Linked DNA regions of Homo sapiens: regions 2 and 3 are each linked to region 1. Evidence: read pairs that join two places in POLR2A ChIA-PET (ENCODE). Cell type or tissue: GM12878. All regions are shown on one strand. Each heading gives the region's core, and the rest is flanking DNA. Links, peaks and the distances in the headings are about the cores only. Region 1 overlaps LOC102724861 (a long non-coding RNA gene). Region 2 overlaps LINC00607 (long intergenic non-protein coding RNA 607). Region 3 overlaps LINC00607 (long intergenic non-protein coding RNA 607).

Region 1 (11,011 bases), core at 2,724-7,723:
TTCCAAAAGACTGAAGGGACAGACAGCTGACCCATAATTAAAACAATAATGGCTGGGAAATTCAACTTCTAAACTATTTTTAGTGTGAACTTCCCTCCGTGAGAACTACAGAAAATCACGAATAACACAGTTTGATTCTGATCAGCTGGGATTGTTCCAATCAGTTCAAACTTCAGTACCTTTGACCAAAGTCCAAAGATTCCATTCACTACTAAATCAGTGAATGCCTCTTTAGCAGATCTGTTCACTTGAGGATGTAACATTTAAATGAATGCCACTTTTGTAAATGCCACTTAAGAGGATCCTTCTAAAAGCCACAGTGAGATGCCACACTAGCCTTCTTGTTTGATTTTTCCCAAGGCTGATTTCCTTAGAGGGAAGGGAAGAGTGCTATCTGTCATTAAAACCAAAGAGATTCCTGGGGTTCTATTCCCAACCTCTACCTCTGACCACATTCAACCTGTAAATTTCCTCTGTGTAAGATTTCACTACTCAGAAAAATGTCTTTATTTATGTGTGTCTTGAAGAGGATAAAGTCTCTCTGTGGTTGGACAGCACCTTAGAATATGTGAAAGTAGGAGACTCAAACAATTTTGAGCACCATGACTGAGTGGCCAGCTCTGTCCCCGAAAGGGGACAGAAAGGGGGAATTATTAATATTACATTTTGGTTCCATTTATATAACAGTGACTCCCATTCTGGAATATTTTGTTCTGATTCCAGTACCTGGATGCTCTGTGATTCAAAGAAGAAATTTTACTATCATCTCATTTTACTATTGGTTTATTAAAACATCTGCCCTGCTTTTGGTGAGAAGAAGTAAAATTTAGTCTTCCTTAGAGAAAGAAGGACATAAGAATGCTGAGTTGTAAGGACAAGACTTACTGTTGTTACATTGCCTCTGCTGATAATTCCAAATGCGTTAGAGGATGTAGAAGAAATTTTGACCCTGAATGCCCTTTTTGTACAGCTGCACTAGTTTAGATTGTGATAATATAGCAGAAGTTTCCTGCTAACCACCACCTGCTGAGGTTACAGCTTGATAATCAAACAATATCCTTCATTTGGCCTGTATGCAGCCATTTAAAGAAAAAAAATACAGAAAAACCCATTAGTCTTTAGTTTAAAGGATATAATCTATTTGCAATTTGAAACACATTCACTTTTCAAAATAGTGCATGATCTTCTTGGAAAACTTGGAATACTAAATCAGCTTTAAAAAATACTCAGAGACACCAGATTCTCAGCTAATGGTTTGCAGCTCTCATCTTTATTCCCTGAATTCATTTTATAACTTGGTAGGAGACCTCTCAATGTATGAAATCTCCAAGATATGGGGAAGAAGCCCATAACCCCATTCCAAAAACATAATGCAATTTTTCATGAATAACTAGTAATTATTAATTAAACAGATTTATTGGGAATGTATCATGTGCCATGAACTCTGCTAAACATTTGAAATATAGATTTCATTAAACAAATGCAATCATAGCTGTCACAAAGTCTAAGGTTGAATGGGGGATGATACATAATAACCAGTGAACTGTTAGTGTGTTTTGAGTAGTGATGAAGACACACAGGGGCAATAGGAAAGTGCAATGGGCTAGGAGACCTAACCTAGCAAAGGGCTGGGGAAAGTCGCTGTGCCTAAAGACTTCTCTGAAGACAGAACTCTTAAGTAAGAGCTGAGATTCAAGTTAGTCAAGAGAAAGGGTTGAAAGATGAAGAGGGTTACAGGATGATGCTGGAAACATAGAAAAATGTTCCGGGAAGCTATGGAAGAGATTAAAGGGAAAATGGGATATTACATTATTATATATACACACACACATATATACACATACAGGTGTACACACACATAAATACATAAATACACACATATGTGTGGTGTATATTATATGTATGCATGTAAAGATAACATAGCAGGGGAAAATACTGGAAGAGAATGAAGTTGATTAGAAATGGAAAATTCAGTGAGGCAGCCATTACAGGATTTTCAATAAGATGCTGGCCGGGTGCCGTGGCTCACGCCTGTAATCCCAGCCCTTTGGGAGGCCGAGGCGGGTGGATCATGAAGTCAGGAGTTCAAGACCAGCCTGGCCAAGATGGTGAAACCCCATCTCTACTAAAAATACAAAAATTAGCCAGGCATGGTGGTGCGTGCCTGTAGTCCCAGTTACTCGGGAGGCTGAGGCAGAGAATTGCTTGAACCTGGGAGGCAGAGGTTGCAGTGAGCCGAGATCACATCACTGCACATCACTGCACTCCAGCCTGGGTGACCAGCGAGACTCCATCTCCAAAAAAAAAAAAAAAAAAAAAAAAGACGCGCTCATGGCTTAGGCTAGATGCATACAATTTCATTCCAAGACATATAGAAAGGTCTGGTTTTTTGTTTTTTGGGTTTTTTTTCTGAGATAAATTAGAGCTTGGGGTCACTGAAGACTGCAAGGAGACAAATACCAACCTGCAAGCAAAGTCATGCCTCTTGAAAGTTGGAGTGTTAGGAAAAACTTTGCCTGTTTTTCGGGTTGGGCTGAAGCTGACACTGTTGTTAACCATCCTACCGAAAGAAGAGGAACTTACTATCTTGACAGAAATTGCAACCAACATTTTTGATTAAAGAAAGCTGCATTTATTTTGATTGAACAACTTTTCGTTTTATTTCAGTCTTGCCTTTGATCTGACTCCTGTCAGAACCTTTCTTTCACAAGAGGCTTTGAATATTACAGGAGGCAACCTCTGTAATTTAAGACAAAGTGGTCTAGTTTGGGCTAGTAATTACTTCAGAGTGGGTTTCAAAAAGAGGGATAAATCTATGGTAAATGCTCCATGGCTAGCACTCCTTCCTTTCCTGCCCGGCTGCCGTCCTTTGCCTAATGCCATTCCTATCCTATGTTTAAGCCAAAGCTATAGACGGTCAAAATTATTCATAGATATTAAACAAGCCCACTAAAATACCAGATCTGTGAGAGATTTTTAGCTGTTTTTTCTGCTACTGTGTATTCCAGAATCTAGCCACTCAATAAACAGTCATTGAAAATTTTTGAAACCAATGACGACTAAAAATATTGACAAAATCCCGAATATGTCATCTTTTATTCAACATCTAGGGCTTAGTAAACTAAGTACTTTCTCCTTATTCTGGTATTCCAGTTCTCTGCAGGATAGTTTCATTACATGTTTCTTTCACTCTAGCCAATCAATATCATTCCTGACTTCTTCTCCACAAAATAATTTTGGTTTTCTGTTTGTAGATCTTTTCTTTTTTTTCTTTTTGAGACGGAGTCTCACTCTGTCCCCCAGGCTGGAGTGCAGTGGTGCCATCTCGGCTCACTGCAACCTCCGTCTCCAGGGTTCAAGCGATTCTCCTGCCTCAGCCTCTCAAGTAGGTGGGATTACAGGTACCTGCCACCGTGCCCAACTAATTTTTGTATTTTTAGTAGAGACGGGGTTTCACCATCTTGGCCAAGCTGGTCTTGAACTCCTGACCTCGTGATCCACCCGCCTTGGCCTCTCAAAGTGCTGGGATTACAGGTGTGAGCCATCGTGCCAGCCAGATCTTTTCTTATTTTGTTCCCTCGGCATAGAATGGAATTGTGCTTTTCATCTCCTTCCCCATACTCCCCAGCTCTAGCTGTCAGTATGGTCTCCACGCTTTTAGGACCATCTCAAAGGTTAGCTCTTTCGGAAGCATTTCCAACAAGCTTCTCACCAAATCTAGATATACTCACTTCTCCCTTAAAAGCTCAAGGCCCTTTGTCTTTCATTGAGCCTCCTTTAACTTGCCTTTTATGAAAATTATTTATGTGCTTTTTCTGTCCTGTGATATAATTCAGTATTTGCTAAGGAAAACCAAACCACTCTAGGTACTTCAAATAGAGAGAAATGTAATAGAGGAAATGTTATTTATGTGATGAAAGAGATGACAAAACAAATAGGTTTAATGAGGCAAATAAGAGATTAGCAATAGTAGAAAGCTGTTCTTACCCTTGGTGCTGGTGGGACAATGAAAGACAGTGGTATTGCCAGAATCCAGGGCCATCGGGCCAGATCTATGCCTAGGGCTAACAGGCAGGATCTGGGATCATGGGGAAGTCGCTGTCTAGCATGAGCTATAGCAAGAGAGGAGATGCAGCTGCAGCTAAAATTGCCACCCAATCGCACACAGGTTTTTTCTGCTCCTCCAGGTCTCCAGTGCTTTCCATTCCACCTAGAAGCATTCAACCTGGTAGCCAAATCTATCTAAAAACCAGTTGACAAAAGAGCCTAAGAAATGTAGCTCCCTGCAGTACAGAGAAGAGCAGGGACAAGGTGGGAAGTGAATATGAGGACAAACAGGCAAATAACCAATTCACTATCTTTTCCTGAAAATGAAAAAGCTGTTTGATTATAGAGACACCTAGCTAAGACACTTCAACACCTAGCACAGTATCTTACACAAAATACTGGTTAAGTTGTATTAATATATTCTGCTTCTTATAAGAAGACTATCACTATCACTCTGTACAAAGATGAAAATAAGAATTCACGCGTGAGGCGTTATTTAACCAGGAATTCTTCTTTCATGTCCACTAACCATCAAAATAATGTTTAAAGCACATGAAGCCTGTTTTTAAAATACTATTATTATTATACTTTAAGTTCTGGGGTACATGTGCAGAACGTGCAGGTTTGTTACACAGGTATACATGTGCCATGGTGGTTTGCTGCACCCATCAGCCGGTCATCTACATTACGTATTTCTCCAAATGCTATCCCTCCCCCATCCCCCCCACTTCCCGACAGGCCCCGGTGTATTATGCCCCCTACCCCGTGTCCATGTGTTCTCATTGTTCAACTCCCACTTATGAGTGAGAACATGCAGTATTTGGTTTTCTGTTCTTGTGTTAGTTTGCTGAAAATGGCCTTTGCAGGGACATGGATGAAGCTGGAAGCCTGTGAAGCTTGTTTTTTAGAAGCAAAATGTCATTATAAATTTGGCACTTCCCCTCTCCTAAGTTCTGCCTTTCTCTTTTTCTTCTGAGACACTACTAGATTTTTTTATTCAACAAAGCAGAGGTCCTAAATCTTGTGTGGGTGTGAAAACCCCATGAGAATCTGATAAAACTGTCAATTATCTGCATGGGGGCAGGGGTGGGGTGGTATATATTTGCATACATGCTCAATGTTGCATACAATTTCTTTTTTTTTTTTTTTGAGACAGAGTCTCGCTCCATCACCCAGGTTGGCGTGCAGTGACGCGATCTCGGTTCACTGTGTTACATACAATTTCTGAGTGTTTGCATAGCCCAAAGCCTGCCCATTAGTCTTCTACTAATCTGTTCACAGACAGTTGGAAGTCTTGATATTCAACTTTTTAATCAAATACAATTTATAAAATAGCATACAATATATAGCTGATGAACTATCTGTTTCCTCAGTGGAGTGGCCTCTAGGTAAACCAAATAGATGACTGTAGCCTGAAAAGGCATAGTCCGGAGCAGTGGTTCTCAGCTGAGGGTGAATTTGCCCTTCAGGAGACATTTGACAATGTCTGGAGATGATTTATTGCAACTGGAGTGCAGGTGTGCTACCAGCTTCTAGTGGGTAAAAGCCATGGATGTTGCTAAATATACCACAATGCATAGATATATGCCATAACATATAATTATCCAATCGAAAAGTGCTGATGTTAAATACCCTGTTCTAGAGCAGGAGCAATCATATTTTAGCTTCCACTGGGTTCAAAGAGATCACACTAATTTACAATCCAAGATACACCTTTCATTCCTCTAAGAAGCTATGATGCTCCAAAAAACAGGCACTTAGATATTGCTGACATGTTTAGTTAATCAGATTTTATCTATGTCTGAATTCTAAGAGTCTTAATCTTTTATGTGAACCATACCACTATACTTTTGTGTCTAGTCTATAGCCTATTAGATGGTGAAAAATAATCTCCTATTAAGCTTAAATAAACCACTCCCTAGTTCAGGAAATCTAGCTTTCAGGAAAAAATATATTAAATAACATTAAAAGGTATACCAAATCTCAACAATACAAAGATTAAGAATATGAACTCAGAGCTGGGTGTGGTGATGCATGCTTATGTTCCAGCTACTTGGGTGGCTGAGGCAGGAGGACCACTTGAGCCCAGGAGTTCGAGACCAGCCTGGGCAACAGAAACTCCCATCTCAAAAAAAAAAAAAAAAAAAAAAAAAGAGTATGAACTCCAACTACAAGTCTACATTATCCTTTTTTCCAGACAGTTAAGTGTCATAAAAACCCCAAACTAAATACTCCCTGACCTCAGTCCACTCTACTGTAATTCCATAGAGATTTGGACAATTTTTCAAAGCTATGGAAAGGTAGGGTCCTTCTATGGGCTAGACCCAGGAAACTATTCTGGCCTTCTATTTTGGAATAAGGTTTACACTTCAGGACTAGGATGATTCTAGGGCAGTATTTTTCCACGTTGATGGTGCATTCAATGCACAGCCTCTACTGCAGACCTAGTGAATCAGAATCTCCAAGAGTGGGATCTGCATATCAAATGAAGAACCACCATTCTAGAGATAATAATCTTCCTAAATCCCATGGGAGATCTTGTCCAGTAAAGAGCCTGGACTTCAACAGAGCTTCACTTCTAGGGAAAGCCAAGAGACAGGAGTCCCTCCATACTCTGTCAGAATTCTCGCACTTTGGAATATGCCTTGAAGATCTCAGAAATTCTAGAGCTGACCATGGACCTGCCGTCACATTCCAAGACCTATTCAGGGGTCTAAGGTCACATTCCAAGGGAGGAAGCTAAATACTCAGTTGTGGCTAATAATGCCATATCATCTCCTCAGTCACCAAGCTTTGAACCTTGGCAGTGTAGTGCACTTCTGCTTCTCCTTTGTCTCTCAGATTTCTTTACTGGCCATAGGTTGTGTACTCTTTCTCCAAATTATCTCTCAAATGTGCTTCTCTCTCTATTACCACTACCAAGCCTCAGGATTTCATTGCCTCCTTCTTGAAATATTGCAAAAGCCTCTGACATATCCCCTTGCCTCCAGCCTAACTCTGCCTCAATCCATGGCCCAGGAACACTGCTGCCAAAGTCATTGTCCTGACATGTGACTTTGATCGATGCTCTCCCTTGCCCAAAATTATTTCAATAATTCCCCTGGATTGTAGAAGAAAGCCCACATCTTTTAGCTAAGCACTATCTAAAACATTGATATCTGGCCTAGTTATACCTTTTCTTTTTCTCACTATTTCTATGCCAACACCTTGCATTCCTACCAGTTCTTACAAGTCCCTAGCTTTGTGTTTTCACTAATATGTCCTCCATATGAAATGCCCAACTTCAAATATCTCTAATGCCCTCATTTTCCAAATGTCCCCTTTTTCTTGAAACCTGACTTCATCCTGCAGTCAAAAATACCTACAGTCCTTTGGAACATCCAGTGCACTTCATGTGTCTCATCAAGGGTGTTTTCACTATCTTTCCTGTGTTACAGCCACTCATGCATCTTTTTTATGGCAGATTCATCTTGCTATCCTCCACAGAGCTTACTCAGAATAGTGTCTTTTACAAAGTAGATGTTCCTTCCATTTGGTGGAGTGAAGGCTGCAAGTAAAATTTTGCTGCAAGCCTGGTGTTCTACATCAACAACATATTCATACTTAATCTACTGAGGTCATTTATTTTGGGTCATGAGATTTGGAAGAATAAAGATTTATGATAACTGGAAATCAATTTGAAAACAACCATGAAGAATGTAGCATGTTGCATGGACAGTAGAACATTTCTTTTACATTATCCATTCTGATGGTTAGTTTCATGTATTCATTTGGCTGGGCCAAGTTCAATTAATTCAACCAATTTGATTATTCGATCCAACACTAACCTGGGTGTTGTGGTAAAGGTATTTTGTAGATGTGGTTAACATGCATAATCAGTTGGTTTTAAGAGATTACCCTCTATATCAATCTGAACCTGATTCAATCAGTTGAAAAGTTTTAATTTTTTACATTTTTATAGATTCAGGGTATACATGTGCATGTTTGTTACATAGGTATATTGCATAATGGTGATATTTGGGCTTCTAGTGTACTCATCACTTGAACAGTGAATGTTGTACCCAGCAGGTAATTGAAAAGACTTAAGAGCAGAGCTGAGGCTTCCCCGAGCAAAAAGAAATTCTACCTGTTTACTTCAGCCTCAACTCATGCCACAGAGTTCCTTCTGCCCTTCCTGACAATCTGCCCTATGGATTTCCGGTTTGCCTGACCAGTCTCCACAACTGTGTAAGTCAATTATTTGCAACAAATCTCTCTCTGTCCACACACACAGACACACACACACACACACACACAAATATGATTTCCATTTCTATGTGAAACCCTGACTGATACAACCATTGTGAAAATTCCCACCCCCAATTTTAGAAAGAACAGTTAGTGATTACATATACGTATGTATACATGTCTGTGTGTGTGTATATATATATATTTCATATATATAATACATATATATTTCATATATATAATACATATATATACATACATATGCACATACACATAGTGGAAATTAAAACAGTAACCTTTTTGCTTGAAAGAGATACAAGTTTAAAAAATTATAATAAATTTAATATTATTGAGAGTACTCAGTGATAGACTGTATATAAATGCTAATGTAAATTGATGCACCCTTTCTGAAGATGAATTTGGCTTAGGGGTCTCAGGTTCTTTCATCTAAGAATCTCTTGTGGACACAAAGATCTGCATACAAGTATCTGCAGTTCAATGTTATCTGCAATAAAAGTTGCAAATCACTTAAATGTAAAATAATAAGAACATAGTTTTCTTCTTAAAATGTTATGCACGCTTATGCAGATATGAAAAGTCTCAGAAAATTGGGGATGTGAGAAAATACTGAAAACATGTTCAGTGAATGAATTATAAAATTGTATATTGTATCTCAAGTTTCAACCAGAGAAGCAGATATATATATACTAAGAAATTTATTATAGGGAAATGGGTTACATAATTGTAAGTCTGAAATCCACAGGACAAGCTCTCAGGAAAGAACAGTTACAAAGCCCTCTCGGTTTTTTTTTGGAAGCCTCAGCCCTACTTTTAAAGCTTTCTAACTGATAAGTCAGGCCACCCAGATAATCCAGGGTAATCTCCCGTACTTAAAATTAATTAGAGACTTTCATTTACATTTGCAAAATCCCTTCCCAGAAATACCTGGTACTCTTTGCATAAGTGAAGCCTGTAGCCTAGCCAAGTTGACACATCCAGGAAGCCATCATATATATATATGATCTATATATATATATATATGATCCCAGTTTTGTAAAAAATCAATATAAAAATTAAACAAACCTGTAAAAGAAGGCCAGGGAGAAATACATGAATATGGTAAAAATGTTTATGTAAAAATATTATGACAGATTTTGTTTATTGTATGATCCTCCATTTCTCAAAAATTTTAAACAAATACATACAATATTGTGATTTTAGTCTGAAATATATAGGCTTTTAAAATTGTCAACAAACTAAATAATACTCAAGGACTTAAAAGCAAATAATAAATTGTCACTTATTGTGTTAACCAGTACCTCAGTATAAAAGCTGCTATCAGCTAAATAAAGCATGAGATTAAAAAGCACCATTAGTCAACTCATGAGTGATGAATCTCAAAACTTGCAAAGCCTCACCTGACTCAGGACATGCCTAACCATGGGTTTCTTGTTGGTTCTTTTTTTTTTTTTGGCTTTTAAAATAACCTTTATTTTTTAAAAGTTAATATGTGCATTATAGGAAACCGAAAAACACAAGAAGCAAAGAACAAAGTCATTCACAATCACAACCAGTTTATAGTTTGACATATTCTTCTAGATCCTGTGTGTAGGCACAACATCCAATTTTATGGGACTGAGATCGTACGGTATGAATCATGATTTTTCACACATCATGAATATTTACCAATTAAAAAAGGGACACAGGAGGGCACTGGGGCAAGGGCTCAGTTTGATTCCCTGGAAGGAGACATCTCTCACATGATTGATTTCTTACTGATTTGGCACATGAAAATTTCCAGATAATTTGGTCTTCAGGTGCCTAACTTTTGATACTTTCACAAATTTTAGTTTAGTACACTGAAATTATCCTATGTGTGGGGAGTGTAATGAATAAGAGAAAAACAGATTTTTCTATAGTGTAAACAAGATTTTTTTTCATAACATAATCTGCTTTCACACAAATTGACTTCAATTCCGCTGTGGATTTAGATTATAAAAAGTGAGAACTGGAAGAGATTTTAGACCAACCCTCTTTTGACAGATGAAGAAGCTGAGGGCATGAGAGGTGAGGTGACTTGTTCAAGATCACCCTGATGGGCGGGGAAAATGACAGGACTGTCATCAGGCCCCCTTTCATACCAGTACTGTGTGAATTATACTATGTCAACCTGCCTTTTTATCTACAATCTGTTTGGGTCAGGAAAAGTAATTGCCTCCTTAACATGTAATAGGAACTAAAGAAAACACTGTGGAACTTAATCATTTTCTATAGATGTATTTATTTCTCTGTGTTCACTCAATAATATTTGAAACTGCACTGTCAAACTCTGTAGCCACAAATGTTTACTTAAAATATGTCTAGTCTGAGTAACTACATTTTAAAATTAAAATTTAATTTAATTTAAAATTTTTTAAATGAATCCTTGATTCAGTTATTAAACACTTTTAAGTTTGGAACAATGTGTATATGTGAATCTACTTTTCCATCTATTCATTTTATGAAATCTAAATAAGGGTCAAATATATCTAATGACAGTTGAAATGTACTGTGAACATAAAATATACACAGGGGTTTGGAGATATAGCACAGAAAACAAAGAACATAAAATACCTCATTATAAACTTTTATATGATTATACACATTGAAATGATAATATTTTAGATATATTGCATTATATAAAATATGCTTAGTTCATCTTTTTCTTTTAGTATTTTCCAATGTGACTATTAAAAAT
Region 2 (11,011 bases), core at 3,842-8,841, 91 kb before region 1:
ATACTTTAAAAAAAAAGACATCATTAAGATTCTGTATAGACATAAAACACTTTCTGATTTTTCACTTGACTCTCTGATATATAATCTAAAACATCTAGAATATCATGGTACATTTAATGTAAGTAAGTCCTGCTGGACCTATGGCTAAAGAGCTAGGCCCATCCATCTATGAATATTTTATGGCAAATTTTACTATAGAATTAAGATACTTAAAAGAAAAGCAATAATACAAATGTGTGGGCAGAAGATCCTCCTAACTCAGTGTAAAATAGTGATAACATGGAATTCAGGGTGAGAAAAGAGAGGGTTTGCTTCCAAGAATTATCGCTCTGTCTCTCTCTCTCTCTCTCACACACACACACACACATACACACACAGTGGATTAAATAGGACCAGAGTAGGAGAATTTACTTTTTCCAAAGTGTGAGAATCCTTCAATTTCCTCAAGTTCTTTCCCTCTATAATAATCTCTTTCAGACTGTTTTCCTTCTGTAATAGTCCCCCTTAGTAGCCTCTCTACAGTACTGATGCAGACAAACTGATGGCTAAGTAAGGTTTGTCTTTGGTATTCCCATTCCTGTCCTCTTTAGCACCATATTTTCCAGTTTGGCACCATCTTTTCCAGGCTTTCTTGCTATCTCCACTGATAAGACTTCTTGTTTATTTGGTGCCTTCTTTCAACCCTGACATCTTCATCTCAAGCAGTGTTTTACTCTTCCAACTTCCACCAAAGATGATGTGTTCTGTGTGTTGTCTCAAAGTCTTGATGGGTGGCTGAGTCAAAGATATACACTTAATGAATTGTTGGTGCTAAGATTTTAAAAGACAGTTAGGTCATAGTGTGTTTCCATGCCTCTAATTGAAAAGGCCAGTTTGAGCCAATATTTTTTAATCCAAAGGATTGGCTCTAACTGGATTTGACAGGCTCGTGGTAGACAGATCTGTAGGTGAATGGGTCTTTGTTTCCTTAAAACATGTCTTCTAGGTGACTACCTACCCCACTTGTCTCAGGCAGGCCCCCCTCCTCTCACCGAGTCCTGTACCTCACATGGGACCCTGCTAGAAGGTTTGGAATACATCTTCGGTGCTGGGGGTAGACTCCCCTCTGGTTCTCTATGATAGGAACTCTGTTCTGGGGCTTCTCAAGAAGCGTGACTCAGTGCTAAGTCTAATTTTTTTTTTTTTTTTTTTAGCCAGAGTTTTGCTGTGTTGCCCAGGCTGGTATACAGTGGTGCGATCTTGGCTCACTGCAACTTCTGCCTCCCAGGTTCAAGCGATTCTCCTGCCCCAGTCTCCCAAGTAGCTGGGATTACAGGCACACGCCACGATGCCTGGCTAATTTTTGTATTTTTAGTGGAGACAGGGTTTCGCCACGTTGGCCAGGCTGGTCTCGAACTCCTGACCTCAGGTGATCCACTCACCTCGGCCTCCCAAAGTGCTGGGATTACAGGCGTGAGCCACCATGCCTGGCTGATTCAGTGCTAACTCTAATTAGAGGCCATTGCTGACCCTGTAAAATTGGTAGACACTTAAGGCAGTTGCTATTTCTTCCCCTTGTCTCAACTGTTTTACTCTTCCTTTTGTGTTGTTTCACAGTGAAAGCATCATCAGAAGCAGTTAAAGTGACAAATATTGGGTTAACCAGACAGTTTCACGATACATCTCTCCTTTTCCCTTTTTATAGTGGACACCTTTGAGAGTGTGAAGTTGCCATCCACAGAATAGATGATCTTTGAAAACCTTGGAGAGAAACATCTTTCAACTGCTTTTGAGGGGAATAAACATGACACAGAAAAAGAAAATCTGGGAATGCCTTTTTCTAATGCATTTGACTGTCTGGCTGTCTGACTTCCAAAACAGTTGGAGCTATAAAATGTTAAATTTGGCTTAAGGAAGTCGTCAGTGAGAAATACTACCCCAAGTTTTGAAGAGGAAAAAAAAAAGTTAAAACATGTATTAAAAGTTAATAGTGGCAAAATTTACAAGTCTGGGCATGTAGAGATTCAACACTTTCAATCTGCTAATTTGCCAAGGCATAATTTACCCACACAGTTCATAAACACATTTAGATGCTCAGAAAGAAACACGTGATCTTCTTGAGATTTATAGAAAATGGACATATCAATTCCTTCCTTCAGGGAGTCTGCAATCCAGGAGGCGGAAAAAAATGATGCATAATTTGTAAGTGGACATTGGTGAAAGAGAGTGGACAAATACTGAAGGGCTTAGTTAGGAAGGATGCCTTACATGTCAGGAGTTCTTGTATTTAGAGGTGGGCATCCGAATTATTACTTTAACTCTGGGAAGGATTTGGCACCTATACTGAAGGAGCCGACAGCTGTTTCCATGACTTGAGTTGTTTAGAAAGCTTTAGGTTCTTAGAGCCTATGGATTAATGTAGAAGAATATGGGTTGAAAGGGATGCAGTGAATGTACAGGTCAAGGACACAGCAGCTGGTAACTTACACCCAGCTGGAGACAAAAGGTCTGACTTTGTTCACGGGAGAGTTTAGAGACATTTAAAGAGAATGAGAAACTTCTTCCCCTATTACTAAAACAATGTATATTTATTGTAGAAAGCTTGGGGACTCTAAAAAAGCAGAAATTATAATAAAAATTGCTTCTAATCTCCCCACTCAACACAGCCACTGTTAATATGTTCCTGTAGATCTCATATCTTTTTTCCGCCTATAATTACCTAATTTGTCTTTAATAAGAACGGCATAATTCCTATTACATGTATTTTTTGAACCTGCTTCTTTCATTTCATGATATATCTTCAACATCTGGAAAGAGATTTCTGGAAAAGTGGTATTTAAGATTGGCTGAAGTAGAGAAGGGACTGGAGAGAGGGACGTCAGTAACAAAGAAACAGAAAATCAAAGACTTATTAAAGGGTCCTCAGTCCATGGGGAATATAACTGTCATGGGTGAACCTTATTCATTTAAAAGGCTTTAATAGATCAAAGTTCTGGAGGCTGGCAAAAGAATTCAGAATCAAAGACCTGGTTTGGGTCCCAGGTCCTTCCCTTACAAGCTAAGTCCCCTCAACAAATTCCTAAACATCTCTGGGCCTTAGATTCAAGAAAATTAACTGGGCATTTTATCACGGGTCAAAATCCTCGATGCTTTCATACACACATTCTGATTATCCTAGCAATAACCTTGCTAGGGAGGGATTGTTGACTGCATTCTGTAGGTGGATAACTAGAAGCTCCTAAAGGTTAATTTTCCCAACAAATGGCAGAGCTGACACCCAAACCTGGTTCCAGGTCTCTTCCCATAACATCCTGGCACTTATCTCATCCCTCATACAGAAAACAGGGCTAAGATTACATATCCTCCCTACCTCACAGTGTGTTGTGAGATGCAGGACCTATTGTATATAAAACTTTTTGTAAAGTATTAAGCACAGAAGACAAATTTTAGCTATCTCAAACAAATCTCATTTCAAACCATCCACTTGAATGCATATTTTGATCTTGAATCGACCCTTCAGACATAGTGCCTTGTGTATTCCCAGAAAGGTGCATTTAGGTCACCTGAATATGAGCTTCATCTGGCACAATAGTTTCTCCTATTTCATTTCTCCTGTTTTTCCCAAGGGCTCTACATTGCTACTCAGTAAAAGCTGGTGTCAGTCTGCATACTGATGGCAGACCTAAAATCTCAGCAAGTTACAACACAGAGCCTGCTGCCATGTGGACAGAATAAACCACATTCCACACCATGTCCAGACACTTTGAAGACACGTAAAATGATTTTTAAAAGATCATTTTAGATAAATAAAACTTGAGCTAGCAAGAGAGGCCCTTTCCAGATGTCCACCCACGAAACCCCAGGTGCAAGTGAATCAGCAGACGGTGTCCTCTCATCCGAGACAGTGCAGGATCCATGTGTCCACAGGCAGCCAGGCAGTGGCTGAGCTCGCAACCATGCTTCCTTCAGATGTGGCCATGCTGGGGCTGATTCAGGGAGAAACACTGCCTCTTATTGAGTCACGAGCCCATCCTGGAACTTCACTGGGCTTTGCTTGGATGACTTGCCCGGCGTCCATGGTCCAGACCTTCCCCAGCAGGCAGCAGAGTCCAATGAGGCAGAACAGGTAGTCTGCCAGGGGTGGTGGTGGGTGGTAGTGGGAAGGTATGTTACTATTCAAAAGGTTCAGTCAATTCAGAAAGGTTTTGGAGAAAAATTTAAAATTCATCAGACTCACCCAAAAGCAGATACAAATCTGAAGAAGATTTATTAAAGGCCCTTTATCTCTGTTTGAACCTGGTCCCTTTCCTTGGGCAGGATAGTGACTTAGAAAGTGAGAGCCAGGCTCATTCATGCTGGGTGATTATTTTATTCTCATGAAATTTTTCTTGAAAATTTGATGTATACTTGCTGACTCCCAATCTATTGAACCTGCCCACTAATTAAGGTCAATCAGTCTTTCTTTTGGTGAATACTTAGTGAGTTTTTCAATGTCAGATAATGTGGTAATCACTGGGCACACAGTGAATAAGAGACATAGACCCTGCCTTCATGTGGAGGAGAAGTATTGTTCAAGTTTTCAATTGCTATGTCACAAATTACCTCAATCTTAGTGGCTTAAACCAATCCACATTTATGATCTCACGGTTCTGTAGAACAGAATTCTGGACATAGCCTAACTGGGTCCTCGGGCCAGGGCCTGGGGAGGATGAGAACAGGCAGTGACCAGGACTGCTGTCTCATTGGAGGCATTGAGTTTTCCTCCAAACTAGGGAGTTTGAAGAACTTCCTTGACAAGAACTTTGCTTGCTGGCAGAAATTCTCCTTACAGCTATAAAACTCATGCCAGCTTGCTTTTCAAGGCTAGCAGGAGAGTGTCTCTGACTTCAGGGAACATCTAGGCCCCGCTTTAAAGGCTCACCTGATTAGGTCAGGCCCACCAAGGATAATATCCCTTTGGTTAACTCAGGGAAACTGATTAGGAGCCTTAATTACATCTGCAAAATGCCTTCATCTTTACCACATAATGGTGTGTAATCATGGAGTGACATTCCATCCGATTTCAGGTCATACCCATCAAAGGGAGGGGATTGATTATACAGCGCTTGTATAGCAGGGGATGGGAATCTTACGAGCCATCTTAGAATTCTATCACAGATATTTAAAAAGTTATTACAAAAAATTACTAAACAATTAGAACTGTGCAAAACTTTATGAAGGAGAATTATAGGATTCCACAGGCACTATCTGAGAGGTTGAGGGAGACTTTCTGAGACCAATGAGCTTGCACCAGCAAGCTGCTAGGATGAAAATGGGTATGGGTAGAGGAGAGAAGCAGAACTAGTGAGATAACATAAAGGGAGTTAACTGATGTAGCCCTAAAATGAATCAAAATGAAATCATGCCCTGGCCTGCCCTATTGTACCCAAATATTTAATTTCTGAAAGTAAAGTTGTACATTTTCCATGTGAAAGGAAGCAAGCAACAGATCTAAAGGTCTCCCCTTTCGACTTCCTTTGCTGGAGACCTTAGGGGTATCTGTCTGTTTATAGCAGAGTCTGATCTTCTCCCATAACAGGGAGATGAGGAGCAATAAAAGGCTAATTATGTTAGCTCCTCATTGGATGAGAGCCACCCAATTCTAAAAGGAGGTAGAATTGGGTGGCTCTCACCTATATTTTGCAAGCTGGCAAAAATATCCATAAGTGTGAGGTGTTGGGTGGTTCCATTACTTACAATGACAAATTAGAAAATTCAAGCATCATTTTCCATTTATCTTTGAACACTAACACAGCCCTTTGGTCAGAGTAAATGGAGAAAAGAAATTTTTTTTTTTTTTTTTGAGAAAAGAAATTTTTTTAAAAAAGCATTCAAGCTGGAAATCGGAATGTTCTTGTCAGCACTTTGAGAAAACTAACAGATGGGGAGCTTCATGCCCACCGCTTAATAAATATGTGCTGATTTTGGCAAAGACTTGTGACATCCCACAGGGTCTCTAATCTACCCCTTTCCCTCTCACCCCAGCAGCCAAATTCAACTCAGTTGCCAAAATGAGAAACAAAACACGTGAGTGTCTAAAATGTATGCCAAATTTAAAAATGGAGAGAGTTTTCATTTGATCAAATTATAGGTCTCTTTCTCACCAAATTCCCTTTCTGTACTTTACCATAAGTTTTAATTAAATGTCTTCTATTGGAAATACTCCGGAATGATGAGTTGAAATACAAATGTTTGAAATCTGAAGTACCAAAAGTACAGCCACTAACCAGATTTACCAGCAACTTCAATGGAATAGAAACATACTGAAGAGTTCGATAAATTCCCCTTCCTCTTGAATAAACATTACATTTTAAAGGCTGTAGATACACATGTCACTATCTATTATATTATAGATACACATGTCACTATCTGGAAGAATACATTAAATAGATGAATTACTTTTACCAAGTGACTCCCATATAAAGAAAGACTTCTACATTAGGAGAAAGATAAAATGAACCTGGAATAATAAAATAATTTTTTCTTTCTCCTTGTGTTTCATAATATTTCTTTTCTCTTTTGCTGATTAGCCCAGAACGTTACTTCCCACTGTCTGCTTCTTCAACTCATGAGATGGAAACTATCAGGATCTCAGGAATAGCTGAGGACGGCCTGCCTTCTTCTGGTTGTGTTTTCAATGACTAATTCATAAACACAAGGTTGTGAGTCACCCCCAAATTCCCTAAGACCCTGATGACCATGTTAGGTAGGCAAGAGGAAAGACTCAGTTCAAATGCAGAATGTGGTTCTGCCGTTTAGCAGCTATTCTGACATTATTTAAAACACAGTTTATAACAGGCGCTCTTTCCTCCTGTTGACATTTCAGGCACGCTGTTGTTCTTTGTTCTGTCAAGGATCCTATTGTTTTCCTAACTCACTTGACTATAACAGTTTCATAACAGTTTCTTGGGTTTGTTCTCAGAATTTTCTCCCAGAGTTTCTGATTTAAGAATTAGGTCCATGAATCTGTATTTTTAACAGACTCACCTGAGAGATTCTAATCATGAGGCAAATATGAGAAACATTCTAAAAGGGTATGTTCAATTGAACAAATTTCCATCATTTTACTCCCCAACAATAGGGAAACTGTAAAGAGTAAAAGATTTCAAACAGGGAAATTTATGGCCCAACAGGTAAACTTAAAATAGGGAGTTACCACCTGCTTGCTTTGTCTGATGGGCATGCCTGAATCACAAACCTTTGAACCAACTCATCTTCCAGTATAATTCACTTCCAAACTATCAAGTAACCTTCTCAAAAAATCTCTGTTCATTCATTCATCCATTCATTCATTTGACATTTATTGAACATCTGCTATGTGCCAGGCACTGTTCTTGGCACAAAGAATAGAGTGGTGAACACATATCCAGGCCCTACCCTTAGGGGGCTGAATTTTAGTCTTTTTTCAAATCATAGTCCTCATGTATTACCAATCAAAATATCATATGTTCTTTTGGATAATACCCTGCAAAGCATAATGTGAAATCACAAAGGTACAAAAGTCACCTCTCTCAGACACTGGTCGAATGCTTACCATGCATCAGATTCCATTGTAGGTATCCAGATACATCGATGAGCACACCAGGCAAAGATCTCTGCCCTCATGGATCTGACAGTCTAGATGGGTGAGACACTAGGCAATAAATCTGACAAACTACATAATGCATTATAAGGTACTGGTACTGCGAAAGAAACACATTCAAGCAAGAAAACATCAATTGAGCATGCGGGGAGGGTAGTCATGGCAAGGCTCATTGTTAAAGTGAGATTTAAACAGAAACTCAAGGAAGGCGAAAGATTTTGCCAAGTGGGGTCTGAGAGAACAGCATGTGAGGCAGAGCAAACTGCTGGAAGAAAGACCCTAAGCAGAGAGAATGCTTGGAGTATTTGAGGAGCAGAAAGAGAGGGGACATAAGAGGTAACAAGGGCAGCGCTAGGGTGAGGTCAGTTAGGGCCCTGTAGCTGTTTTGAGTGAAATAGGGTGGGGAGGCATTTCAAGGTTTCAAGCAAAGGGTAACATGATGTGACATGTTGTAAGAGGGTCACTACGGCCACTGTGTTGAGTGGTCTGTAAAGGGACAGGTATGAAGAATTCCAGATAAACACTTTGGATGGCATTTAGCAGTATCTAGATCTGGTAAAGCTAAAGATGTTCACACCCTAGAATCCAGCAATTTGAGGCACTAGGAGAGACACCCTTTCAATGTATGCAAGAATATATGTAGGGATGTTCACTGTGGCACTCTTAGCAGTAACAAAAATAAAAATCCAAATAGCCTGAATGTCCATCAACAGGAGAATGATTCAAGAAATTATGGCTCACTTATACCAGTAATTAAAAGGGATGAACTAGAGTTACATTATCAAGGTGAATACATTCACCAAATATAAAAACAGAGCAACAAAAATCAAGTTGCAGAAGGATAAATACAATATGACGTCAAGTTTAGAATACCCCAGTAGGCTGTGTGGTGTTTTATAGCCAGTGGCTCACACCTGTAATCTGAGCTTTGGGAGGCCTAGGTGGGAGGATCACTTGAAGCCATGAGTTCAAGACCAGACTGGGCAACAGGGCAAGACCCTGTCTCTACAAAAAATAAAAATGATTAGTCTGGTGTGGTGTTGTGAGGTTTTAGTCTCAGCTACCAGAGAGGGTGAGTGAGGCAGGAGGATCCATTGAGCCCAGGATTTCAAGTCTGCAATGAGCTATGACTGCACCACTGCACTTCAGCCTGGGTGACAGACAGAGAGATCTTGTCTCTAAAAAAATAACATAAAATACCATGATACTACTATCTGTGTTATGGCTATGTATATATTTAGTTTAAAAACTTAAAATGTCAAATGAAGAATACCCATTTCGTTATAATTACACCTGGTGAAGGAGAGAGGAAAAGAGTTTGGGGAAGAATATAAAAAGAATTCCAATGCAGTGTGTTAATTTTCTCTCTCTCTCTCTTTCTTTCTCTCTCTCTCTCACATGCCATTAAAAATACCCAAATGAAACTCTGCAAAATATGAAAACATTGAAGTTTCCATGTTTTTATGGAAATAAAATCAGTAAAATAACATACAAAAATATTTCTTTAAAATAAATAACAGAAAAGAGAAGTAATTCTATATTGCAATATATCTGACAATTTTTAAGTTGATTTCTGTCTCCATCTCTGAAATAGCACACATGATATTTACATATTTCATGAAGTTTTGTTTTGCTGGCATTTACAATCAAAAGTGTAAACATCTTACGTTGGGGCTCAGGACATAATACCCCAAAGCACGGTGCCTTGACATGTTGAATACTGAACGGAAGAAGATTGAACTGAAGGAGATTGGAAAGGCCTTAGCCACAAGGCCTTTCTGTCCCTCACCCACCCTCCTGTTTCTTGCCCAAATTCTCCTCAAAGCAAGTCACAGAAGCTGGAATTCCTTTCCCCTAAGGCACATCATAGAAACTAGAAATCTTCCCCAAAGCAAGTCATAAAACCTAGCAAGGTCACTCTCTTCCTTCTCCCTTCCCCCTTAAAGACCCTCATTCCAGAGGGGTCCTGTCAGACCCAGGAGGAAGAAATGCTACACAGAGAGGCCAAGAAGAAGCTGAACGGGCAGGCCCTGCTGGGTTAGACCATATCCTCTGTCCAATCACATTTCTACAGGACTGTCCATCAAACCTAAGCATAAACATGAATAGTTTTCTCTGTATCTTTAGATCTTCTTCCCAAAGCTCCCATATTACATAAAAATTTTTAATTAAATAAATTTGTTATGATTTTCTCTTGTTAACCTGTTTTATGTTATAGGATATTGACCACTACCCTTATGAAGGGTGAAGAAGGTGGTACACCTTTCCACTCCTACATTAGTAGATATTCTTTTTAAAATCTTTCTGCCTACTACTTTCTGACTACTTTTTTTTTTTAACATTTAACAACCTTTATATTGTTGATAGTGCATACTACTCATCTGAGTTAAAATCAATCCTTGCTGATGTTATTGTTTGACTGCAGCAGCAACTTTCTTCAACCAGGATCCCTAAGTTCATGAACTTGTGTTCACTTGTGGGGATTGGCACTTAGTGGCACCAGTTCTGCAAGCTCAGGTGGCTTTCTTCCTCTGCTGTTTGCAAAAGCTGGCTGGATGGTTTAGGAGCCTTGACTATTATTTGGATAGTTGTAATGTTATTCACAGAAGAGCAACCTGAGCAAATGGTATTTTATCAAGTGACAAGTATGTTTGCTATAATATACTGAAGACAATTTTCCTTCCTCTCCGTCTCTCTTTTTATCCCGCTTTTGTGTAAGAGACTTCTTTTAAAACAAGTGTTTTCCGATTGGAGCATGTTATGGCCAAGAGCCCAGAAGAGGTGGACTTAGTGCACTGAAGTTCTGTTTTCAATTATCTAGTATCCACGAAACCACAGGGTTAGGTTTTAGACGGGCCAATTTAAACGTTTGCCTTTCCAATGTAAATGTATAAAATATAAGCTATTCAGCAGTACTGGGGTCTTTCTCGGTGACATGGGTCCTGTCTCTCTAGCAGAGTGCCCACTGCACAGGCTTATCACACAAACAGGCTTATAGGGTCTTCATTAATCAGTCTGCAAACTGACTACACACCAGGATGTGCAACTCATTTTTTTCTAAGCTATCATCCACCACACATATTCAATTTAATATATTTCATTATGCTAATTTTTTAAAGAAGATGATTTTTTTTCTTAGTTCAGCACATTTTCCTAAGACAAGGAAAACCTCTTACTGTTACCAATAGTTTATTAGATTGTTATGTAAGAATTATATAACATTTTAATGTAGGAAAGTGACTTGAGATCATATGACACAGAGAAAAGGAGGGGTAGAGACAATGGAAAGCAGAGAGAGTGAGAGAAAGGAGAAGCAGAAAGAATAAACAAGGAAAAACTCTATGGCTTGCAGAGCACTGATAAAAGCAATAGTGTGTGGATCTTATGTTGGGCCCCACCCATGTTGGAAGC
Region 3 (11,011 bases), core at 1,915-6,914, 110 kb before region 1:
TCCTGGTTTGGTGCTTGGCCTGGGTTCCAGGGTTGAAGGGCCAGTGCATCAACTCCACAAGGTTCTGAGTCTCTCTTGGCACCTTTAGAACTGCCTGCTCTCTGTTCCTTCTATCAGGTTTCAGGCACTCCTGTGCTCTTTGAGTAATCAAGGTTTTATTGTAAAAACCCATTCAAATCCCCAAAGAGCTGTGAAATATTTGTTTCACTTTTCTCTCTGCTTCAGTGGGTATTTTATGTGAACTGTAAACTTGGGAAACATAAAAAGAAAAAATTAAAAAGAAATATGTAGGCTTGGTAAGAATCAGAAAAAAAAAACCCACGAACAATGCTTCAGTGAGTACACTACGAATATAGAATGCATTTAGCCAATTTGATATATTCTTTACATTTTCTTTATGATTTGTTCCTGTTGGGATGACTGAACATTTATTTAAACTGTAGATAGGATCTTCATGTTACTTAAGGACTTGACTACTCTACTTTTAGAATTTTTTAACCAACTTGAAAAGGTACTTAGTTATACTGAAAGTGTATTTTAAAAGGTATCTGTTGTTTCTTTTAGGAACATCCATTTCTTTCATCTCTACTTTTATTCTTTTTTTTTAATCAATTTTCATTTTAAGTTCCGAGATACATGTGAGGGATGTGCAGGTTTGTTACGTAGGTAAACGTGGGGCATGGTGGTTTGCTGCACAGATCAACTCATCCCCTAGGTATTAAGCCCAGCATCCCTTAGCTGTTCTTCCTGATGCTCTCCCTCCCCCGCCCCCGCCGTCAGACCCCAGTGTGTGTTGTTCCCCTCCCAGGTGTCCATGTGTTCTCATCGAGGAACATCAACTTCTAAAATTTTTCTGAATATTTATAGCCCACAAAATGTAAAGGACCTGAATTTCCATTCATGATTTTGTAATAATTATGTTTTTACATAATTTCAAAATGCTACAATTCTAGATATTTAATATTTCTAATGTACTTTATAAAATTGAATTCAGAAATTTACAGATTCTTCTTCTTATCTAATTTCTATTAACGATGAAAGAATTGAATTACCCACATTGTAATTGGGAAACATAAAAACACTAAGGATGTAAATAATATCTACTGTACACAACATTTTAAAGAACAATTGTTAAGCAGGTAATGCGACAGAAAGAAAACCAGACTGAGTTGCAGGAGATGGGAGTCTTCTGTGTGATCCCAGGAAAGTCACCTGACCTCTCTGAACTTGAATAATTCACATTATTTCACTTTTTGCCATACCTGCATAAACATATTTATTTATTTTTTAAAATCAACTTTGGGAAACACCCAGCTAGATGAACTTTATTTTATTTTTTTAAATAATTTATTTAATTGACAAAAAATTCTATGTATGTATGGTATACAAATGATGTGTTGAGAGAGAGATATGTATATATATAGTAGAATGAATAAATCAAGTTAATTAACATATGCATCACCTCACATACTTATTTTTTTGAGGTAAGAACATTGAAAATATACTCTGTTAGCAATTTTTCAAGTAAGCAATATACTGTTATTAGCCATAGGCACTGTGCTGTACAGCAGACCTCTAGAACTTATTCTTCCTGTCTCATTGATTTGTACCCTTTGACCAACATCTCCCTATTCTCTCCCTGACCTCCCTACCCCTGGAAAACACATTATACTTTCTGCTTTTATGTATCCTACTTGTTAGATTCCACATATAAATGATATCATTCAACCTTGTCTTTCTGTGTCCAGCTTATTTCACTTAGCACAGTGTCTTTCAAGTTCACATGTTGTCACAAATAACAGGTTTCCTTCTTTTTCAAGGCTGAGTCATATTCCATTATGTCTAAATACTACGTTTTCTTTCTTTTTTTTAAATAGGGCATATTCTTTTAATTTTTAATTTTTGTGTGTACATAGTAGAGTAGGTGTGTTTATTTATGGGGTATATGAGATATTTTGATACAGGAATGCAATGCATAGTGATCACATCAGGGTAAATGGAGTATCCATTACCTCAAGCCTTTGTGTTATAAACAATCTAATTATACTCTTTTAGTTATTTTTAAATGTACAACTAAATTATTTTTTACTATAGTCACCCTGTTGTACTATCAAATACTAGGTCTTATTAATTCTCATTTAAATACCACATTTTCTTTATCCATTTATTTGTTGATGGACACTTAGGTTGATACAAAATCTTAGCTATTGTGAATAGCTCTGCAATGAACTTGGAAGAGCAGGTATCTCTCTGACATATTGTTTTCATTTCCTTTGGATATATAATCAGAAATGGAATTGCTGGGTCATATGGTAGTTCTAATTTTAATTTTTTGAGGAACCCTAATACAGTTTTTAATAACAGCTGTAGTAATTTACATTCCCACCAACAATATACAGGGTTTCCTTTTTTTTTTCACAGTTTCACTAGCACTTGTTATCATTCATCATTCTGATAATAGCCATTCTAACAGGTGTGAGATAATATTTCATTGTGTTTTAATTTGCATTTTTCTGATCAGCAGTGATGTTGAGCATTTTTTCATATACCTGTTGGCCATTGTATGTCTTCTTTTGAAAAATGTCTATCCAGTTTTTTTTTGGGGGGGGTGCTAGATGAACTTTAATGTTCATACTTATTTTATATATATATCCAATGAAAGTCAGCCATGAAGATGGGCACCCAACTCTATAAATCTTTGGTTTTCCTCTTTTTAAAATCACTTTCTATGAAGTTGTGGGGGATGTATAATGAAGCAGCAGTTCTTTTTTCCAGTTTTGACCTGACTAGGTAAACAATCCTCTCTTGCATAATCAAAACAAATTTTTTCATAACATTTATCTCACACTCAGAGAAAATATAAGTGACTAAATGAAACAGGTTACATACCAAAGGGAAAATCTTTGTTCTTTTGTCTATTCAGGAAAGCCATATATTTTTTAGCTGACCAATTTCTTTCTCAGAGTTCATATTAATTCATATATCTCCATGCTGGGTTTAATCTTACTTAGCTTGTAAGTGCGGTTCTTCATCCCTGTCTTTTCTTGATGTTACTTGTGGCTCACAGCACTTAAAGTTCCTTAGGATGTCTCAAATTCTTGAGATTTCTGGACACCTTTTTTGATGTTTGAAATCAAAATGTTGACTTGTTTCTGTGAAAAGGGAAAGCAGTCACTGCAAGTCATATATATATATATACACATATATACACACACACACACACACACACACACACACATACACACACACACACACATAATTAAAAAAGAAATCTGGAAGTTGCCAAAGGAAGTTATGAGAATGCTGAAAAGCAAGAGAAATACCCTGCAGGAAACCAAAATTTCGAAAAGGCAGGGATAAGAAAACCTCAGACATTCCGGAAGTTTTACATGACACCCAACAATTAGGTATATTTTTTATTTTGGCCAACCCATCTGCTATTTTGAGGTTTTTTTTTGTTTTTTTTTTTTTTTGGCAATGCTGATGACATGCTGTCTTTCATATAAATTTACTGCTTTTACCCTTTTTGGAAACATGCTCCTTCTAATTTCCCTTAACACTTGAGTCACTGGATGGAGGTAGAGCAGGATAGGAGAGGGGAGGAGATAGGAACAGAAAGGGTGCTATTGATAAAGCGCTGCGCAGAGCCAATGAAAGTCAGCCATGGAGGTGGGTGCCTGGTTCTACTGAGGATCCACTTCATCAGCAAGCAGGCTCTACTGCTTGGGGTTTTCTGATGTAAAGAAATGAAGCTACATGTTTTTCTAGTGATGGATTTATCATTAGTTATACACATATTTTTGTATGGGCCTTTTTGGGAAAAAAAGGGTTTGCTCTGAACATGCCCCTTGCTCAATTGTTAGTAAAATAATCTTTCTATAATTGAGTTTAATGGCCATTTTAGGAGTGGAAAAAGAAAGACGTGGTACTATCAAGACATTGTATAAACAAAGGTTATTATGCAGTGAGAGAGAGAGAGAGAGAATCAGAGAATGGAACCCACCTTAGGGCTAACAATTAAATTAGAGTGGGATCTTGACATGAATATTTTTTAAAACTCCTAAGATGATTTAATGTATAACTAGGCTTGTGAACCATAGATAGAAAATTGAGACTGATACTTAGCTGTTTTTATTTTCATTTAAACCGTAGTTATTATAGATTTTTAAACAAGTTGAGTGTTATGCCAATGTTCTTTTAAATATTTTTAACCTGTTCTGCAAATAGACAGCAGGCTATAATGGCTTTATCTGTTTAGAGCATTATTTTTTAAAAAGAGATATGAGGCCAGGTGTGGTGACTCACACCTGTGATGCCAGCACTTTGGGAGGCTGAGGCAGGAGGATCACTTGAGGCCAGGAGTTCGAAACTAGCCTGGGCAACATAGGGAGACTCTGACTCTACAAAAAATAATATTAAAAAAATTAGCCAGGCATGGTGGTGCACACTTGTAGACCTAGCTATTTGGGAGGCTGAGGAGGGTCATCTGAGGCCAGGAGTTTGAGGTTACTCTGAGCTATAATTGTGCCACTATATTCTAGCCTGGGTAACAGAGTGAGACCCCGTCTCTACAGAGAGAGAGAGAGAGACAGAGAGAGAGAGATCAATAAACAACCCTGAGCTACCCCATCTTCTAATTCTGTCATATCTTATGCACTGTTTTCTTCCTCCAAATGAGGTTAGCATTCTGGGCTGATACTATCTAAGAGAAAAACAGACCTACTTACAAGCCTGTGGAGAGAGATGTATTATAAAGATATTGAAAATTTTATTTTATACCCTGGGTAAAATTAATTAGTTAACTTGAAGTATGGCTGAGTTCCTTACTTGAGGAAGGGTACCTCTCCTATGGAAAGGTAAAATTTAATAATAAAATATAGGAAAATTAAATCCTTAAATTCAGAAATAAGACAAGGATGCCTGTTATCAAAGCTTCCATTATACATTATTCAGAGGTCATAGTCATTAGAGAAAGGCAAGAAAAACTAGTTATAAGTAATGGGAAGAAAGAAATAAAACTACCAGTCTTACATACCAAAAATCCACAAAGCTCTACTGACAAATTATTAGAATTAATTGCAGAATGCAACATGATTACAGGATATAATCTCAAAAAAAAAAAAAACACCCCACATTGCTATCCTTTATACTAGTGGCAAAGAGTGAACATTTAATTTTTTTAAATGACATTACCATAGCTTCAAAAATCCCAAAACCTTAGGAACAAACCTAACACAAGTTGGGCTAGAGATTTATAAATAAACTTACACAACTCTATTTAAAGGCAATTACAAACACTTCAGTAAATAGAGATTTAAAAAATATTTATGGGAACACACCATATTATATACATGTTGTATTTTCCCAAATTAACCTACAAATTCAATCACTCCATTTAAAAATTCTGTGGAGAGTATGTGATAACCCAATTTAAAAATACATATAAAAATAACAAGGGTATAAGGAAAGAAGAAGAAGCATATTAGAGGGACTTGCAATAACTTAAATGAAAATGTATTATACAATTTCAGCAATTAAAATGGTCTGGTAATGCCATAGAAGAGACAAATACATGAATAGAATAGAGTAGAATTAAACGACAGGGGTGGCATTGCTGACTAGTGGTAAAGTATATACAATGCAATGTATGATACTAGAACAATTGGTTGTCTATATGAAACAATAAAATTGAATATTTTCTATTCATAGAATTCAATTACAAGTATATTAAATGCAAAAATCAAAGCTTTAAAATTTCTAGAGGGAAATATTAGAGAATATGTTTATAACCCTAAATAAAGTGAATTTTTAAAGAAAACATAAAAAACTCAAAGAAAACAGAGCGGATAATATAAAGAATTTAAATTTTTGTACATTGAAAGACTGTATAAATAAAAGATAAAGACAATCCACAGACTTTGAAGGTATATTTGCAATGCATGTAATTAACAAAAAATTAGTGTCCAGAATATAAGAACTACCTTCAATAAGAAAAAAAATTTAAAAGGACATCAACAGGTAATTCACTGAAAAGGAAAGTCAAATAGACAATAAACACACAAAAATATTCTCAGCTTACTAAAAATCAGAAAAATACAAATGAGATGCTATTTCATGCATCTGCCATATTCGATGATACAAAATGTGGCAGGTAGGTGAAGTAGTGGACACTCCTCATCTGCTGGAAGGAACATAATTGGTGCAACCACTTTGAAAAGAAATATGGTGCTATCTACCAAAATAAAAGATGCACATTTTTATGGCCCAACAATTTTATTGTGAGGTATATACTCCATAATAGAAATTCTCATGTATTCACACTACACACACACACACACACACACACACACACAGACACACACACGAATAAAGATTTATATAGGATTGTCTGCAATAGGAAAATTTTTTAACAACCCAAATTCCTTCCAGAGGAAAAAGAAAAGATATTTAGCAGTTAAAATGAAAAAAATGACAGCAATAGTTTTTATCCCAGGGGATGGGGGATGATTTTACCTTCCCCAGAGGAAAACTGGCAATATCTAGAGACATTTTTGGTTGTTACTATTCGGGGGGGATTGGGCAAGAAATATTACTGGCACCTCGTGATTGTGTGGGTGGAGGCCAAGGTTGCTATTACATTTCCTATGATACACAGGACGACCCTTCACAACAAAGAAGTATCTGGTCCAAAATGTCAATAATTCTAAGGTTGAGAAACCCTGAATTAGAGCTACAATCAGCATGGATTAATGATAAAGTGAAGATCATTTATTAATTTTTTTCTGTGATAAATTGTGCTTTTGGCGTTGTACTTAAGGACTTTTCACCTGACTCAAAGTCTCTTGTATTTCTTTTAAACATTTTAGTTTTATATTTTACCATTTTATTTTGTTCAAAATATTTACTAATTTCCATTGAGACTTCCATTTTGAGGCATAGGTTAAATTTCTAAATATTCAGGAATTTTACAGATAGCTTTTTGTTTTATTTCTAGTTTACTTTGGTTGTGGTCAGAGAACATAATTTAAATGATTTAAAATTTTTCAAATTTTAAAGATTTTTTTTTTTACAGAGGTCCAGGATATGGTTTATCTTAAAGAATAATTCATTTATAAAACATATATATATCTTGCTATAGTTGGGTACAGAGATTGGTTAAATGCGATTCAGGTCAAGTTGGTCAATAGTGTTGGGTCTTCCATAAATCTATATTTACTAATTTTATGTCTGTAAAATGTTCTATTGACTGCTGAGTTGAAGTCTCCAACTATAATTGTGGATGTGCTAATTTCTCCTTACAATTCTATCCACTTTTGTTTTATGTATTTTGAAGCTCTATTTGTAGGTACATACACATTTAGAGCTGGTATCTTCTTGGTGAGTTAACCATTTTATCATTATTTTATGTTCCTCTTTATCTCTAGAAATATTCCTTATTCTATAGTTTACTTTGATATTAACATAGCTCCTCAAGCTTTCTTTTGATTAGCATTCACATTGTATATCCTTTTCCATCCTTTTACTTTTAACTTATATTTGTATCATTATGCTAAAAATTGGTTTCTGATAGATAGCATATAGTTTGGTCTCTTTTTTATCCAATAAGATAATTTGTGTCTTTTAACTGGTGTTTAAACCATTTACATTTAATGTGTTTATTGATATGGTTGAATGTAAGTCTAATCTATGATTATTTGTGTTTTGCTTATCCTCTCTGTTTTCTTCTGTTTCCTCCTTTCTGACTTCTTTTGGATTACATGAATATTTTTCAGTACTTAATTCCAATTTATTAATTGGCCTTTTGACTATATCACTGTGTTACTTTTCAATGGTTCAGTGGTTGTTCAAAGAATTACAATATACAGACCTAACTTTCCAAAGTCTATTTAGAATTAATATTTTACCACTTCAAGGAAAATGTAGAAACCTTGCAAGCATATTGAGTTCTTTAATCTCCCTTCTTTATTTTATAGTTTTTATATATCTTACATCTACATACATTGAGAACCCTGTGAAATAATGTTATAATTTTTGTTTTCCATAATCATACATGTTTAAATACTTAAAAGCAGAAAATCAGTCTATTTCTCAAGATATTTACCCTTTATTATGCTTTTATTTCATTTATGAAGTTTCAAGTTTCCCTCTGTTATCACTTTTCTCCACCTTGAAAAGCTTCCTTTAGCATTTTTTTAAACACGCCTGCTGATAATGAAGTCTCCTAGTTTTCCTTCATCTGAGAAGGCAATTATTTTGCCTTTATTCCTGAATGATAATTTCAGAACTGACAGTCCCTTTTTTCCTGACACTTTAAAAATGTTGTGACACTCTCCTCTGGCCTCTAAAGTGTCTAATGAGAAATCAGCCATCTTTCAAATTGTTTTTCCCCATATGTAATGTGTCATGTTTTCCCTTTCTGGTGGCTTTCACACGTTTTTCTTTATCTTCAGTTCCCAAAAGTTTAAATTTGATGTATCTGGACATGGTTTTCTATGAGTTTATCTTGTTTGGGGTTTGCTGGGCTTCTTGAATCTGTGAATGTATGCCTTTCACCATATTTGGGAAGTTTCTATCATGGTTTATGCAATATTTTTCTACACTAATACTTTTCTCTTTTCTAATTATGACTCTAGTGACACAAACATTAGATATTTTCCCCAATGGTTCCTGAGGCTGTATTTATTTTATAAAGCTTTTTGCTCTCTGTTCTTGGATAATTTGGATGAAGTGAATAATTTTTGTTGACTTGCCTGCTAATCCACTGACTCCTCCATCATCCCCATTATGTTACTGAGCCTGTCCAGTGAGTTATTTCAGATATTATTGTTTTCAAATTCTACAATTTGTATTTGTTTTTTTATGCATACAAATAAATGTTTGGAAAAATACAAAAAAAAATTTCCATACATTTATTTAGTGTTCACTTTTACTTTATGGGAGATAGTTATAACAGTTGCTTAAAGTCTTTGTTTAAAACTTCTGTTTCTGAGATCATGGATGCTACTATATTTTGGAAATTTTTCTAAATCTTTTTTTTTTTTTCTTTTAGACACAAGGTGTCTCTCTGTCACCCAGGCTGGAGTGCAGTAGTGCAATCATAGCTCACCGCAGCCTGGAAATCCTGTGCTCAAGCTATCGTCCCGCCTTAGCCTCCCAAGTAGCTGGGACTATAGGTGCATGCCACCACTCCTGGCTATTTTTCTAATTTTTTGTAGAGATAAGGTCTTGCTTTGTTGCCTAGGCTGATCTGGAACTCCTAGCCTCAAGCAATCCTCCTGCGTCGGCTTCTCAAAATGCAAGATTATGGGTGTGAGGCACTGTACCTGACTGGTTCACTTCTTTGTTAAACAGCTAGTGTCCGAAAAAATTATTTCATTATGACATTCTTGGACATTCTGGAGTCAATGATGTCCAGTAAAAAGAGTAATAGTCAGGACTTCTATACTGTTCCCAAATTATATAGTCAGACATGTGTGTTCATTTGTTTTTCCATACTGGGAAAACCACAGCAGAATATCAGCTGTGCAGTCCACTACACCAGGAAACTCCATAATAGAACTCTTTACCTTCAATTTTTTCTTACTAGTCATTTCTTGGCTCTGAATATTTACCACCCACTTGTAGTCATCTCCCCTTCTCTCAGTTCCTCCCAACCTTCCGCTCTCATTCCTCAATAGTTTCATGAGTAGATTCCATATTTGGGCCAGCTCTACTCAGAACGATCATCAGCATCAGCATCAGCATCACCTGGAAGCTTGTTAGAAATGCAAATTCTCAGGTACTCCCCATAGCTACTGAATCAGAAAATCTGGGGGTGGGGCACTGGAATCATCTTGAACAAGATTTCTATTATTATTTTGCGCACTAAAGTTTGAGAAGCACTAGTCTAGAAATTCATTAAGCTCATTTGACTGGTTGGAGGAAAAATGGGGAGGAGGTAAAATTTAGCAAGTGAAGGACGGGCCAGAGTTGATGTCAACTAACAGAGAGGAGGGTGATCAGACATGACAACTCTCAAACAGCAAGGAATGGGTATGGCAGGCACTGAAAAGCTAATGCAGCTGGTAAAGTGTGGTTCTAACATTGGCTGTCAGATCTTTTAATGATGTCAGACGGTAGGCACATAGGGCAAAGGAACATATTTGTGCACAGATTATTTCAGGAAGCTACATAAGTATATGCATGAACAATTTCACATTGTTTTTGTAGAGTAAGAAAGTGAGGAGTATTTTTTTCTGCATCTTATTGATAAATAGGAACAAAATCTCTGAAGTGACCTGATCAAAGTGACACAGTAGTAGCAGAAGTTGAAACTCTAGTTAGAGTTGAAGCCTATCACACCGTTCTGTGACTTCAGTAACTGATAGGTGAGGCTAGACAACTCCTACTGTGAGCAATTTATCACCAACCCTAATAACCCAAAAGATTGGGTAATAGAGTACTGCTGTATTCATCTGGTAATACCTCCCTTGTCACCAAACTCAGAAACGATGACCGAGCAAATGGTAGTTGCAGAAACTGATTACTTGTTCAGACGATGTGAGTCCTGGGGGAGGTGAGTCTTCAAAACCTCCCTTTATGCATTCAGCACTTTTAAAAGTGCTTATTTTCTAGAAACAAAAGTTTTACTGTTTTCAGATACTGGTTCACAGTAAAATTGAAAATGCAGTTGTTAATCAATCCTCAATCCCTATGGAAATCTTACCACAAACTTTGGAGTAATTTGTCATTTATTCACATTTTCAACAGGCAGAACAGACTTTGACCCAAGGTGCTTAGGTATAGCCTTGTTTATATAATAGTTAAGCCTAAGATTTGAGTGTCAGCGTTGATAGGTAGTGTTAAGGTGGAGATAACAGAGTCTCTAAAGCCAAATTTTGCTGTTGAATGTAGCCTAATTTATCTTATTTTAATAGCTCCATTCATTTTGCTTTGGGAACCTTTCCATTTGGTTTTCTCATCATGATTTGCTGTGATATGCAAGCTTAAAAGGTCTAAAAGTGAAAAGACT

What was found. Peaks named below come from ENCODE experiments on the same cell type or tissue, not always from the same donor. Only the 100,000 strongest peaks of a DNase experiment are listed, where the experiment ranks them.
Region 2: POLR2A ChIA-PET joins it to region 1 with 6 read pairs; 3 of 35 experiments call an interaction of 5 or more read pairs at or near these places.
Region 3: POLR2A ChIA-PET joins it to region 1 with 5 read pairs; 2 of 35 experiments call an interaction of 5 or more read pairs at or near these places.

What each region holds. Positions count from the first base shown.
Region 1 is chr2:215,561,817-215,572,827 of GRCh38, reverse strand. All of the region lies in intron 1 of LOC102724861 (a long non-coding RNA gene), which reads right to left. Among named protein-coding and RNA genes, the nearest start is that of FN1, 130 kb to the right of the region's middle. In GM12878, for the core only: no CTCF peak of the experiment used is centred there; a DNase peak (open chromatin) is centred at 5,227.
Region 2 is chr2:215,653,760-215,664,770 of GRCh38, reverse strand. All of the region lies in intron 5 of LINC00607 (long intergenic non-protein coding RNA 607), which reads left to right. All of the region lies in intron 2 of LOC102724861 (a long non-coding RNA gene), which reads right to left. Among named protein-coding and RNA genes, the nearest start is that of LINC01614, 59 kb to the left of the region's middle. In GM12878, for the core only: no CTCF peak of the experiment used is centred there; no DNase peak of the experiment used is centred there.
Region 3 is chr2:215,670,085-215,681,095 of GRCh38, reverse strand. The region is part of intron 5 of LINC00607 (long intergenic non-protein coding RNA 607); the gene reads left to right. It overlaps LOC102724861 (a long non-coding RNA gene), which reads right to left. Exons shown (of 8, transcript NR_187737.1): 5 at 2,890-3,152. Among named protein-coding and RNA genes, the nearest start is that of LINC01614, 42 kb to the left of the region's middle. In GM12878, for the core only: no CTCF peak of the experiment used is centred there; no DNase peak of the experiment used is centred there.